Linked DNA regions of Homo sapiens: region 2 is linked to region 1. A link is a contact called in ENCODE Hi-C or POLR2A ChIA-PET data. All regions are on one chromosome and are shown on one strand. Each heading gives the region's core, a stretch centred on a gene start or an enhancer-like site at or near the end of the contact. The rest is flanking DNA. Distances are from core to core; before and after follow the strand shown. Region 1 overlaps COBLL1 (cordon-bleu WH2 repeat protein like 1). Region 2 overlaps COBLL1 (cordon-bleu WH2 repeat protein like 1).

Region 1 (7,166 bases), core at 2,561-5,060:
GCAACGTGTCATGAAGCGCATGATGTCTGTCCAGTATTTAGTGATGCTAAATTTGAAAAGTGGATTCAGGTGGTGTCCATCTGATCCATTTATTATGTTCCCAGTTAAATTCTCACCTCATGGCTTAGAGTTCATTGATGAATGGTTGCTTAATACTGTTTTTTGAGCAAATATTGAAACCAATAATTTTCTAATTATTTTATTCCTTCTGTATTTTATTATCTAGAATTCTTTAAAGGAAACCCTTGTTCATCAAATGTTATATTTCTGTATGAACTGTATTTCAGGCAGTATAAATGCTTGATTGATTCTTTCCCTAAATTTTCAGGGTACTAAGAGATGTCCTACCTTAGCAGCCTTCATAATGACTATTTAGTTTTTATTATTAATAACTCATGGATTTTTAAAATAAATGTTATGTTTCAATACAATGTAGTCATTCTTTTAGTGTTAAAATTATCCCATCTTGGGCCAGAAAGAGGCCCTTCCAGTTGCCTGCTGAGTCATTTTGCCATGACCTCCATAGTCTGTGATAACCTCTCTGATCCTAGAACATTCTGTTTGCCCAAAAAGTCTCATATGCTTTTTTGGCCCACACCTGGACTCAGTCATTTTTTCAAGGAACCCTGATTCCTTTGGTGGGAAATATATTTTCAGACCATAACTACATGCTCTTTGCTACTGGGTGATGACGTTCAAGTGGACAGCTGGATAATATGCATTTTTGAAAGAAGAAAATCATGTTCATACTAATATATTCAATCAAATCTAAAGTTATAGCATTTTTATTTAACTCCAATTTTATGTTTATCTCTTATTCAGAAAATATGGACTCCTAGCAGTATACATTTAGATATTTATTTTACAATTATATGAAATACTATAGTTTCAAAATAATATTTGTTAAAATTACTACTAATAGTAAGACAACTGGTTACAGTTTTAAAATTTTTAGTGTTTTTGTCTTTAGAATATATCACACTAGAAGCATATAAAAAAGAAAAGCTAGCTGGGTGTGGTGGCTCACGCCTGGTAATCCCAACACTTTGAGAGGCCAAGGCAGGAGGGTTGTTTGAGGCCAACAGTTCAAGACCACTCTGATAAACATAGTGAGACCCTGTCTCTACTAAACAAACAAAAAAATTAGCCAGATGTGGTGGCACATGCCTGTAGTCTCAGCTACTCTGGAGGCTGAGGCAGGAGGATCTCTTGAGCCAATAGGTCGTGGCTGCAGTAAGCCACAGTTACGCCCCTGCACTCCAGCCTGGATGATAGAGCGAGACCCTGTCTCAAACATAAAGAAAAAGAAAAGCTGTTATTTAAAAACATTTAATCTTTAAAGGCAAAATTTTAAGATACATTTGTAGAGATCTAACTTTCATCCCTATTCCTTTTCTCCCACGTAATCATTTTTATTTTTATCTTGACATTGTTTCTATTATATTCCATATAGAACCCCATCTACTTTTTATCGAAAGATAGTATACTAAAAGCACTTATTTTCTTTATGTCATTTGATAATATATTCCAGTCATGAATGTGTGCGATCTTTTTCATTCCTTTTCATGATTGCATAATACTTTATCAAGTGGATGTACCATAATTTGATATAGTCTATACTTCATGGATATTTGGTTTGTTTCTAGTCTTTTGTTTTCAAAAATGCTGCAAGAACTAACCTTTCGCATAAGCCATAAGCTGGTGTGTCTTTGGGATAACTTCCTGGTAGTAGGATTATTGGGCCAAAGGGTAACTACGTATTTGATTGTGTTAGTTATTGCTAAATATTTCTCTATAGGGAAAATTCCTCCATTTTGGTCTCCCACCAGCAAGGTATGAGAGTGCTTCTTTTCCCAACCATACCTATAGTGTGTGTTGACAAATTTTTTACATTTTTTTCTCAAACAAAAAAAAAAGAAAAAAGACATTTTTTTCAAACCTGATACGTACGAAGTATATTTTTGCATAAAACTAAGGATTTTAAAATTGTACGGTGACTTTATTGGAAATGTGACCCTTTATGCCAGGAATCAGTGAGCTTTTCCTATAAATGGCGAGACAGTAAACATTTTAGACTTTGCAGGCTCTAAGGTCTCTGTCACAACCACTCAACTCTGTTATTGTGTGAAAGCACTCATAGATTATATGTAAACAAATGAGCATGTTCATGTTCCAGCAAACCTTTATTTTTTTAAAAAAGGATGATAGGCGGGCAGGCGCAGTGGCTCTAGCCTGTAATCCTGGCACTTTGGGAGGCCGAGGCAGGCGGAGCACAAGGTCAAGAGATAGAGACCATCCTTGCTAATATGGTGAAACCCCGTCTCTACTAAAAATACAAAAAATTAGCCGGGCGTGGTGCCAGGCGCCTGTAGTCCCAGCTACTCGGGAGGCTGAGGCAGGAGAATGGCCTGAACCCTGGAGGCGGAGCTTGCAGTGAGTCGAGATCGCACCACTGCACTCCAGCCTGGGTGACAGAGCAAGACTGCGTCTCAAAAAAAAAAAAAAAAAAGGATGATAGGCTTAACTTGGCCTGTAGGCCATAGTTTGTTCACACTTACCTTATGCTGTTTTTAATAATGCAAGTGATTTAAGATGATCAGATGCTTTTACCAGGCTAGCTAGTTTGTTCTCGTATAATACACTATACATTTGATATATTGATTAAACGAGACAGCTGAGACACAGCTCAGTATATGTTGGATTGATACTAGAACTGAAGTATACTGTCTTGTAATCCAGCACTCTTTTCTAGTTCCCCACTACCTCTCCTGGTTAGTTCAGGACACTGTATATTGGATTATTTCATCTGTGGTACAGTAGATGCTACTACTGGCCAAACTTACATTGAAAGTACTTTGAGTTGTCATAGACTTGTCCTCCTTCAAACACACATGCTCAGTTGACTTTTATTTTGCCCAGTGATACTCACTTTTTTTCTAGCTCAGTGGTTGGCACTGTCACCTGTGGCCAAAGAGCATGGTCAGGTTAAATAGCCCTATAAGGAAGGATTAAGCCTATAATTATGGATTCACTTGAGGCTAGTATTAATCAGCTGAACTATTTGAGCATAATCACATAATGACCATAATTTTTCATCCAAAAGAACTTATTTTTCCACAGAGTGAAGAGCAAATGAGCTAGCATTTCAGAGGTTATAGGAACGGTTTAAGTTAGAGATTAGCAGCCTTTCAGAAATGATGATCTAAGACTTGATTTATTCTCTAGTTGCATTGCTACTTCTCTTATGAGATGGCAGGGAGATAGTGGAAAAACTGTGATTCATTCTTTGCTGAGAAAAGGTGAAAAGGGCCTGGTAGGTACTTGGCATAGAGCTGCCTAATATAAATGTGAAAATTGTATACCTGTATGTTCCTGTGGACATCCTGTTAGGAGAGAATTTGAGTGAAGATTTGGAAACTTCTTGGGTTTTAACTCTTACTGTGTTGTATATGGAGTAATATTTAGGTTGATCTTTTCATGAATTATATCGAACAAAGGAAACTTTTAAATCAAGTGCCTCGATGCTTATTTTTGTTTATGATTTGCCAACAATAATTATTTCATATAAAAGCATAGATAAAGGCCTATAATAGACATTTTAAATATGTGACGCCTGTGTCTTATTGAGGATATATTTTCTCTACACACCTTTGTTTTCACAGCATGGGTTTTTTTTCTTATGTCAGTGTTTTCACTTCTGTATTATCAGATGTGTTATGACTAACAGCATTTGCATTTTTTTTTTTTTTGAGATGGAGTTTCACTCTTGTTACCCAGGCTCGAGTGCAATGATGCGAGCTTGGCTCTTTCGCTCTTGTTACTCAGGCTCGAGTGCAATGATGCGAGCTTGGCTCACTGCAACCTCTGCTTCCCAGCTTCAAGTGATTCTCCTGCCTCAGCCTCCCGAGTAGCTAGTATTACAGGTATGTGCCGCCATGCCCAGCTAATTTTGTATTTTTAGTAGAGACAGGGTTTCTCCATGTAGGTCAGGCTGGTTTCGAACTCCCGACCTCAGGCGATCCACCCGCCTTGGCCTCCCAAAGTGCTGGGATTACAGGCATGAGCCACCGTGCCTGGCCAGTATTTGCATTATTAAATAGATCCATAACATCATTGCATGTCTTTTGCTGTATCTGTGACAGCTTCTTGACTCAGTTATATAATCTGGGAATGAGGTCTTGTGTGGGTAGGACTTCTTTAGTAATTAGCCATTAAATAGAACAACAGTTATTGATGGGGATCATCATTTTTTCCAATATCTTTGCCTTTATTTTAGTTCGGTGGTTTCAAACTGTAATGTGCTAGATTATCAGCGTATATTACCTGGACCCTGTATACAGGTTTACTTTAAATAGGTACGAACTGAAGCCAACATGTGTTATAAACAAGTTCCATAGGTGATTCTAATATCTACCAAATTTTGAGAATCACTACCTTAGATATATTTTTATTGTAACTTTTATTTTTTTACTAGTTTTCTTTGAAAGAAGTTACAGAAATAGTGCAGAAAGTTTCTCTGTGCCCTTCTTCTAGCTTTCCCCCAATAATAATATCATATATAATGGTAGTATGTTGTCAAAACCAAGGAAGTGACATCGATACTAATGCTATTAACACAGGTACAGACCTTATTCTGATTTCATCAGCTTTTTACATGCATTCTATAATCATTATGTTTGTTGATTTAGGTTTATAGTTCTATGAAACTTTGCCACATGTGTAGATTTATGTAACTGCACCATTCTTTATCAGAGTACAGAACTCTTCACCACCACAAAGAAACTCCCTCATGTTAACCCTTAATAGTCTCATCATGCCTCCAAATTTGGCTGCCATTGATCTGTTTTCTGTGACCTGAAGTTTGTCCCTTTGAGACTCTTACGTAAGCAGAACCATACAGTATGTAACTCCTTGAGACTGTCTTTTTTCAGTCAGCCTAGTACCCTTGAGATCCATCCGAGTTGAATGTATCAAAACTTTGCTGATTTTTATTGCTGAGTAGTTTTCTGTTGTATGGATGCATCATAGTTTTTTATTGTTTCTCCCATGGGAGCACATTTGGGTTGTTTCCAGTTTGGGTCTTTATGAAGAAAGCAGCCAGAAACATTCATGTAGAGGTTTTTGTGAATATAAGTTTTCACTACTCTTGTGCAAATACCTAGGAGTAGATTACTGGGTCATACGTTATGTGTATGTTTAGTTCTATATGGCAGTGCCAAATTGCTTCCCAGAGTGGCCTTCACCGTTTTGCATTCACATTATACAAGCCACATATGAGAGAGCCAGTTTCTCCACTTTCTTGTCTGTACTTGGTATTACCAGTATTTTAAAATTTAGGTGTGTAGTGGTAGATCATCATAGCTTTAATTTGCATTTTCCTAATAGATAATGTTGTTAAACCTATTTTTGTGTGTCTATTTGCCATTCGTGTACCCTCGTTGGTAACGAGTTTACACCTTTTTCCATCTCATGGCTGGATTGTTTCTTGCTATGGAGTTTAGAGAGTTCTTTGTATATGCTAGATATGTCTTTTTGCTGAATATGTGACTTGCAAATATTTTCTCCCAGTCTGTGGCTTGCGTTTTCATCCCCTTAATAGGGTCTTTCACAGAACAGAAGTTTTTAATTTTTGATGAAGTCAAATTTTTTTATATACATATATGTATACTAAATCTATGGATTGTGCCTTTGATGTCATAGCTAATCCTATGGCCTAACTTTTGTTCCCAAAGATTTTTTTCTTATGTTTTTATCTATAAATTTTTTAAGTTTATGTTTTAAATTTAGATCCAATTTAAGGTAATTTTTGAATAATGTGCTACTTTTGATTTTAGTATTTCTAAACTCTGTTTGAGATACTATGTCCAAATAGTTCTTTTAGCTAGTATTTGTCAAAACCTGTAACTAGGAAAATTATTTTGGCAAATTTATTTCAGGGAGTTTTCTTTATCAGTATGTGGTGAATGATAGGTTTACCCCAACATGAATTTAAAATTTTAACAGAGTCTGATAACTCAACGATGTTTAATATTTACCCAAGTTCATATTTGAGAGTATGTTATTCACATTGTGACTTGAAAGCAACTTTTGGTTTTATTGTTTGGTTGGCTGATCTACCAGTGGGCTTGCTTGGCTGACATGCATTCCCACTCTTTAATATGTGTATGTGCATATATTTTAATAATTATAACTCTCACATTTAATGTTTTAAATGCTAGGTTTCTAACCTAGTGTGTGTTTGAAATTTAAAAAAAAAATCAACTAAAACTTTTTAACTTCCTTTGGTGGAGAACTTTTTTTTCTATATTTATTGCTTCAGAGAGCAAGTATAGTAAAATTTTAAAAAATCCACAGATAATTTTGTTTTTAATGAGTAACTTTTTCTTCAAATTTTTTGAATAATAATTTAACCTTTTTAAAGTAGAAATATATATTTGTAATAAGGCCTTTTATACTTAATTTCTATGTGCCAAAGAAAAAAGAGGTCAGAGTTTCACATAGTTCTCTCTTCTCATATTTTTGTTAATCATTAAAAAAAATTTAATTGTAGTGTCAGTCACATTTTTATGACCTTTTTTGGACTAATTTTTCTAAACCACAGTGATTCTCCCATATATGTTGCTTGCAAGGCAACAAACACAAGTGCAAAGGAAGCTTTCAGTAGATGATGTTGAGTCCAGCTGCTGCTGACACTTGTATGGGCAGAAAGTTGTGCAAGAATGACTGGAATCATAAGTGAGCATTGGGACATGGTTTTGTGGTTTGGGTTTGTTATTGAGAGAAGTTATTTGGTCATTTCTATAAATGTTTATGAATTATTTTAGGGTTCTATTCAAAAAAGGGTAGTATTTGTTAGGGGATTATATATATAAAACATTTGGCATAGTTTCTGCAACTAGATAAGCATTCAGTTAATGTAGAGTTTTTTCCTAGAGTGCATTTAGGACATCTTTGCCATTGTTTAGTTGGACTTATTCCATTTTTAAGTTATTGGTATCTGAGGGCCTCATATGGTATTTCTTTAATCTGCTCACAATTTCTTTATATAGCACTAAGTACACAGTGGGTGCCCAGTAAATGTTGTTGACTGTCTTGTGACTCATTGTAGATATTTCTTTTAAGTCTGTTTTCTCAAATCGCTCGTTTGTTTACATTAATTTTATATC
Region 2 (7,166 bases), core at 2,422-4,921, 33 kb before region 1:
GATTGATATTTAGAAAATTAATGTGTGTATGAGGAATTTGATATTTCACAATTAAAACTTTTATACAACAAAGTAAATGATGAGATGTGAAGGCAGATATTTTAAAGAAGGAACAAACTCCCTTAATTTACATAAGAGCCTTAGATTTTTTTAAAATTCACTGCTTTAAAAGCTGATTTATCTAGCCAGAATTCTGCAGTGAGAGTATTGAAAGCTTTTGTGTTGTAACTGGTGCAAATACATTTTCTTTTACATTTGTTGGCCACTTTGTTTCAGGTTTGTTTTAGGTATGCCAAGCACAAGCCAGTATAACCATGGATTTCTGAACCAATCTCCTGTAATAATTGATCTTTTCAATGTAAGTTTTAATTATGTTCTGGCTTAGTGTAATGATGTAGAGATAGTGTTACATAGTTTCAGTTCCAATCTGGTTTTCCCTAAAACGGAAGATATTTAGTAACATTTGTATCTGCTATTACTTGTTCTTGTATAAGAAAAAGAAAGTAAAGAAATGGTTAACTTTCTGTTTGCAAGGAGGAAGAAGGTGTTCACTTGCTTTTTCAAAAGTGGGAGAAAAGTGCTCTATATTCCCTTTTGCTTTTCTTGGAAGAAATATGTACTGTAGAAAGAAAAAACACCATAATTAGAACTTCTTGAAAAAACAAGATGGTATTTCAGTTATACCTCATTTTGATGAAGGATGGGTATCTGGAAGCAGGACCGGGTACATGGTCATAAGGAATTGAAAAAGCCTAGACTTTAAGGTCAGAGAGATAGGAGTTTGAATCTAAGCTCTTTCATTAAAATGGTGGATATATTGTTTAATAACCCTAAGGGTTTTTTTTTCTGTCTTATATACAGTTGATTTACCTACTGAATTCAGAGGCTTGTTTAGTGAATTTAACAAGAACATTTGTAAAGGGACCCAAAACTATGCCTGTCATATAATGGCATAAGAAATAGTGCCATCATTATACAATAGTTAGAGTGAAAAAGTAAGTAGTTTAATAGCTTAGAACTTTCTGAAAAAAATCACATGATGAGTAGCAAGGAAACTGATTAGCTTATTTAATATGGGCAGATTCCAGCCATCAGGGAAGCCCAACATTGCCTAGTGTGGTAATGCTTGCACATGAGAGGACTTTGAGTTACATTCGCATTCTACCTGTAACTTATGACATCAACAAAGGTCCCAGAAATAATACTTCATTTTCCTTCTAGTGTTGTGAATAGCATTAACTTTTAGAAACTTTATAGGCAATACCAAATGTGAAATTGTTTCAATTAATATTTTTCGTCAGCTAATTTTATTGACACTAAATCCCTTTCTCTTCTCTTTAAAAATTTTTTTAGAGGTAGGGTCTCGTTCTGTTGTCCAGGCTGAAGTGCAGTGGTGCAATTATAGCTCACAGTAACCTTGAACTCCTGGGCTCAGGCAATCCTCCTGCCTCAGCCTCCCTAGTAGCTAGGACTACAGGTGTGCTCCACCATACCTTGCTGATTTTTAAATATTTTGTAGAGATGAGAGTCTTAATATGTTGCCCAGGCTGATCTCAAACTCCTGGCCTCAGCAATCCTTCCCCCTTGACCTTCCCTCTCCTTTTTTTTTTTTTTTTTTTTTGGAAGGCCAGCTACTTCATCTGTCATCACCCACCATTAAATTTTATAGGAGCTTGGTTGCCTGAACAGATTTTTAAAGTTTTTATTAATTATAGTAAATTTATATTAAAATACTTTATTATAAACAATATTCATTGTAGAAAGTTCGAAGATATTAATAGGTATAAGTAAAATAAAGCAAACTTCTGCAGAGTTTATTCCTATTTTCTTCAATGTATAGAATTCTAGATTGTTTATTTCTGTATGCATTTGTTTATACCAAGATGAAATGCTGTTTTGGTTATCCTCATTTGTGAACTGATTTTTCTCTGCTAATGCTCTTCACTTTTTCATGTTAATTCATTTTCATCTTAGTTATGTCCATTCTCACATCCTCATATATACCCAGTCCTTCCTTACATTGACTCAAATGCCCCTAAAACATGTACAGGTACTTTGTCCTAATTAGGGTCTAATTTGGGACTTTGCTTTGCATTTGGTTATGCCCCGTAACCTTCAAGTAGTGTCCACTATGACTCTTTTTTTCAGGAGATCAAGATAGTTGCCCTACAAAATATTGTGCCATCTGAATCTTTCTGGTTTCTTCTTTGTGGTGGTGTTAACTTGTTCTTAAATCCTTGTATATGGAAAAGCAAGATCTAGGCAACATAGATTTAAGTTAAGTAGATTTCAACTAGAACATATTGTAGGTGGGGTCCTGTGTGCCACCATGCGTCTCACCAGGAGACACAGTGTCTAGAGGGGCCACCATTCATGGGGCACACTCTTCAGACCACAGTATCAGTGCTGCTTTCTAAGTCTGACATGCTTCTGCTTCTTATGTTTGATTCACTGTATATCAAAGAATCATAATTTTTTAGTCTAAGAAAAACTTTATGCACTTTTTAAAAGTTAATTTTAAATGTAACTTTGAAAAAACTCAGTTTTTAAAGAAAATGTATATTTTAAGATTGTTGATCACACTATTATCAGGGCTTTCTCTAAGACTACGGATGTATTATTTTACGTTTCCTAATGTGGTGCCTTTAGTCTCAAGAAAACAGTAAAACACCTTAGATATTGTAGATGTATGTTCTGTATGATTAAAAAAAATACATGTAGACTTTTAAAGCCTGTAAGAAGTTGTGATGAAGACATAGCTTACGATCCTGGAGAGAAATAATTTAACTGGGAGCGGGTCATTGGTCAATCTAGATACTCTGGGAGTAAGAAAAATTTAGAAGATATTTGCAATGGTTAATTTAATAAAATATAACGAATTAATAGAAATGATTAACAATAATGCCATGAAACATGTTTTTAATTGATATTTAATTCATTTTAACTTACTAAACTTTGAGGGAACTCCATATTTTTATCAAAAGTAAAAAGGTATTATTTTGCCATGTAATATCTTTCCTCTCTCTCTCCTCATATATATGCATAATATTCTTCTGTCAAATAATTTTCAGTTTATACCCCTTTAGACTTGTGAGTGCTTCAAAATACTGTATTGTTTCTTAAAAAACATTATTTCTAAAAGTTCTCCTTTAGAACATAATTATAAAGGAGTACCTTTAAAGAGACATTTAGGGTAGTTTCCCTTTCAAAATAAGCATATTTGATTACTTGATATGTGGAACCAACTTTCCCTAGAGACGAAGATGAAAAGAGTCCTCGAAGGAAGTGGGCTTAGTGAAGAATGGTCATTGTGATAAGTATTTCTCACAATTCACTTTTGTTTTTATTGGCTCTTGCTCTTGGCATTGATTTAGAAGGTTTACAAATTCATTTTCTTTGCTTTTCTTAATACTAAGTCTTAAACATTAGCACTTGTTGTGTGGGGCAAAGATTTGTGAATTCAACAATGTCTTTTGCTCTTACATGTAAATGGTGTTAACTTAATAGAAGAACATGAAGGCATTCTGGGGCAAGAGGGTCTGTGTCTGTGAACCATCAGTCTTCATGAGGGGGTTGAAATTGCCTTGTGATTCCTGGGGAATTCAAGTACTTATGCTGCGTATGTACTGAGCCCCAGTAAGTCTTGTTCTTTCTCTTTCCTTTCCCTGTCACTGCCTTGTTCAGGAGTGTGCACTTGACTGAACAAGTGGAATAAAATTTGCTAGGTCATCCCTGTGCCTAGTAAAGGGTCACCGAAATGTCAGAATTCTAAATACAGTCTTATATGACTCTTCAGAGGTGTGTCTGCATTTTCCCTAATCTGATTTTTTTTCTTCCCTACCCTCCTTACTCCATCCTGCTGCCCTTCCCCTCTGCAATAACCTGAAATGAACTTTTATCTGTATACTTCTGACAGTTTTTACCAGGACCTTCCCTAGGTGTAACATACCTCCCAAACTCAAAGACATTCTTTTTATGCTTAACACAGAGCATTTAGACAAATGCAGTTTTCTTTTACCTTGCATCTATGGAATGATTTATGGTATGCATAATTTAAACCTTACAACAACACTGTAAGAATAGGTACTGCTATCACCAGGATACAGATCAGAAGGCTGTGGTTCAACTTCCACCCCTTCAGTTTTGAGGTTTGGATTTTTCTTTTCAAAGGAATTGGCACCTTAAATGGGTAGACAATTCTTTTTCTTAACAAAGAGAGCTCTGCTGTGAACTTCCTTCAAATTTACTCTGCCATTTCTAAGTAAGTATGACCTTCTGTTTGTATTAATAAATAGGAGACTACATGGAGGGGGTTCTAATTATGATGAATAATTTATGTAAAAAGCCATTTTAACCATCTGATAAAACTTTCTGTAACATTACTTTTACAATTTTAAAACACATACACATTCCTAATCTGTAACTGAAAATTACTTTCCTAATAGATGATGCTAATGATTTCCATACTCCGTCACAGTTTACAAAGGAATATACTTATAGTCTTACCAGTCTGCTATAAAGCAGGCTTGGTTTTGAATTGTTAAATGGTTCCTCATGCAAATGTCTTTTATATTCCATGACATACTAGGATGATTTTTCTTTTCTTGGCATTTTTTTTCCTTGTCCCATGGGGACCTGTTAATATTGGAAAGGAATTTCACAAGGAACTTAATGTGGAAGCTATAACAACAAAAGTCTCTGAAAGTAGAACATATTTTCAGATCACCAGTGATTTTAGTCATTTAGTTTTTTGAAGATAGCAAAAAGGAACTAACATAAGAATATAGATAAATTAGGGCATAATATTATCATAATCACTCATTTGTTTTCCTTTAGTATTTTTCAGCACAGTAAAACGTATGTCAAAATAACATGAAAATACCTGAAATGAAGTTTTGTTAAAGAATTAAATTTATGAGATTTGTGTAAAAGGTTCAGTTTTGGTAGTGCTGTAAATATAAGATGGTACAAACTCCCTTCTTTTAAAAAACTTTTGTTTTTTTTTTTTGCTTTGTTTTGTTTTTTAAGAAAAGCTTGAAACCTTTCTTTAAAAAGGTTTACAAACCACTATCATGTTTTGTTCTAGCTAAACAGATTTCTGTTTGACAACTTAAATAGTGCAGAAGTCACTCCACAAGGAATAAATTGGGTGTTTCACAGGTTTGAATTACATTATACTGGGGGGTCTGGCCCATAGCATGAATTTAAGTTTCTGCCTTTTGGTAGGATTCCAAAGGCTGATTATCTCAGGCCTGTTTTTCAAAAGTAAGAAGCAGAAGATAAGCATGTGGCTCTTTCTTTCTCAGACTGGGTGGTGATCCTTCATTGGGAGTTGAATGGAGTTTTGGGGTAAGAATTTTTATGGGGAGGAACTGTAGGGTGTGTCTGCCAGTAGAATGTTCATTCCAAGGAGACATTCCAGGATATTATGGGCCTAGGAATGGAATTAATCCTGAGGTGGAGCAGAGTACATTACTTAATCTTCCTGCATACTGATTGCAGGACAGGCGTGTTTGAGGAGTAACATCTCCAGGGGGAAAGATTAAATGCTCAAAAGTGTTCTTTCTAGATGTAAAGCATACATACAAAATTGATGTTATAAATACTTGAAAGGGACAATTATGTCTTTTTCCTCTAAAGACATTTAATGCTTACTGTGCGTTACGTGTATAATTTAATCTAAACACTATTTGATTGGTACTACTCAATTTGAAAGTTGAGGAAATTAAGGCTTGGAGGTTAAGTAATTTACTTAAGGTTACATAATGAATAATGGAGTCTAAATTTGGTCCTACGTCTTTTGAACTTGAGTTATTTCTTAGTCATGATCCTATTGTGAAAAGGAGGCTGTTTCTAATTATGTGATGGCTGAACCCCAAGGAGAGCCAAGAGCCAAGGGGGTCCAGTGGAGTTGGACCTCCTATAATCCCAGCACTTTGGAAGGCCGAGGCAGGTGGATGGCTTGAGCCCAGAAGTTTGAGACCAGCCTGGGCAACATAGTGAGACCCCATCTATACAAAAAATAAAAAAATTAGCCAGGTGTGGTGGTGCACACCTGTAGTTCCAGCTACAAGGGGGGCTGAGGTGGGAGGATTGCTTGAGTTCAGGAGGTGGAGGTTGCAGTGAGCTGAGTTTGTACCTCTGCACTCCAGCCTGGGCCACAGAGTGAGACTCTGTCTCAAAATGATAATAATAGTAATAAATAAATAAATAAATAAAGAATAGAAAGAAAGAAAAACAGCCAATGGGGATTGCTTCGGGAAGTGTATCTACTCTCTACTTAAAGCAGCATCTCTTATGTGTTTACCAAAAGAGGCTGTGGATTTAAAAAATTAAAATAATTGAGCACTTATCTGACCCACTTTAATATTGAAATACAAATGTGTATGATCAGTCAGTTTTTAGTTTCAGAAAACAGGAAAAGCCGGCTGCTTTTTTTAAAAAAAAAAAAAGCAACAAAAACCAGGGAATTTGATACGTATATAAAGGTTGGCAATTTGGAGCAGCAGAACCTCACCTGTGCCTTCAGGTCTGGTGACACCATTTGTCTGGCCTGCCAGAGGTACTGCTACCTCTGCTACCATCAGGAAGGTGGAGAAGTTGCTCCTCAAGCTTAGTTGTGATCCAGGAGTCACAAAGACAGCACTACACATGGTGGCATATCTAATTAACAGATGTCTGGATGTAAGGGAGCCTGAGAAGAGAAGTATTTAGGATTTTCGCCTCTGTAATTCAGGCAGGCACGCAGGAAGACAGTTGGTATGGAGGTTACCCACCATATTAAAACAAATGTATGTATGTATGTATGTGTATATAGGTATGTATATATCTGTCTGTCTGTCTGTCTATCTATCTGATAGCAATGGGATAAGACCTTGCTTTGTCTCCATGTCTACATTTCCTGACCTCCCTCACTCCCAGCTGTCATTAAAATGTGACTTTTGTCTTTCTGGCCATGTGTTTTTGTTTTGTTTTGTTTAACCATGTCATTAAAGGCTTTCTCAGGGAATAAATAATTTAAAAATAAATATTTGATTAATATATGTAGGTAACTTTTTAAAAAGTATTTTGAGAAGTTATTTTGGCTACTAAGACAAGGGGTGCTAGAGCTAAACTCTAGCTCTCAATTCCAAAATACCTGCAAAAAATACTTAGCAGATATAACA

Evidence for each region. A loop is a pair of places that touch in the nucleus more often than their neighbours do. ChIA-PET counts read pairs that join two places held with the same protein, here RNA polymerase II (POLR2A). Pooled maps may share reads with other maps.
Region 2: a loop to region 1 is called in a map of Caco-2, with 2.2 times the contacts of the local background. The contact joins two enhancer-like sites. A Hi-C loop is called at or near these places in 5 of 168 maps with a recorded cell type or tissue (B cell, Caco-2, Calu3 and 2 more), 1 of 37 single-sample maps with no recorded cell type and 1 of 50 pooled maps. POLR2A ChIA-PET finds 5 or more read pairs at or near these places in 2 of 52 experiments (OCI-LY7 and activated B cell).

What each region holds. Positions count from the first base shown.
Region 1 is chr2:164,758,040-164,765,205 of GRCh38, reverse strand. The region is part of intron 2 of COBLL1 (cordon-bleu WH2 repeat protein like 1); the gene reads left to right. Among named protein-coding and RNA genes, the nearest start is that of SNORA70F, 74 kb to the right of the region's middle. Within about 2 kb of position 3,810, at least 3 of the 41 ENCODE cell types and tissues checked have a DNase peak (open chromatin) inside an H3K27ac peak, as active enhancers do.
Region 2 is chr2:164,791,161-164,798,326 of GRCh38, reverse strand. All of the region lies in intron 2 of COBLL1 (cordon-bleu WH2 repeat protein like 1), which reads left to right. Among named protein-coding and RNA genes, the nearest start is that of COBLL1, 47 kb to the left of the region's middle. Within about 2 kb of position 3,671, at least 2 of the 41 ENCODE cell types and tissues checked have a DNase peak (open chromatin) inside an H3K27ac peak, as active enhancers do.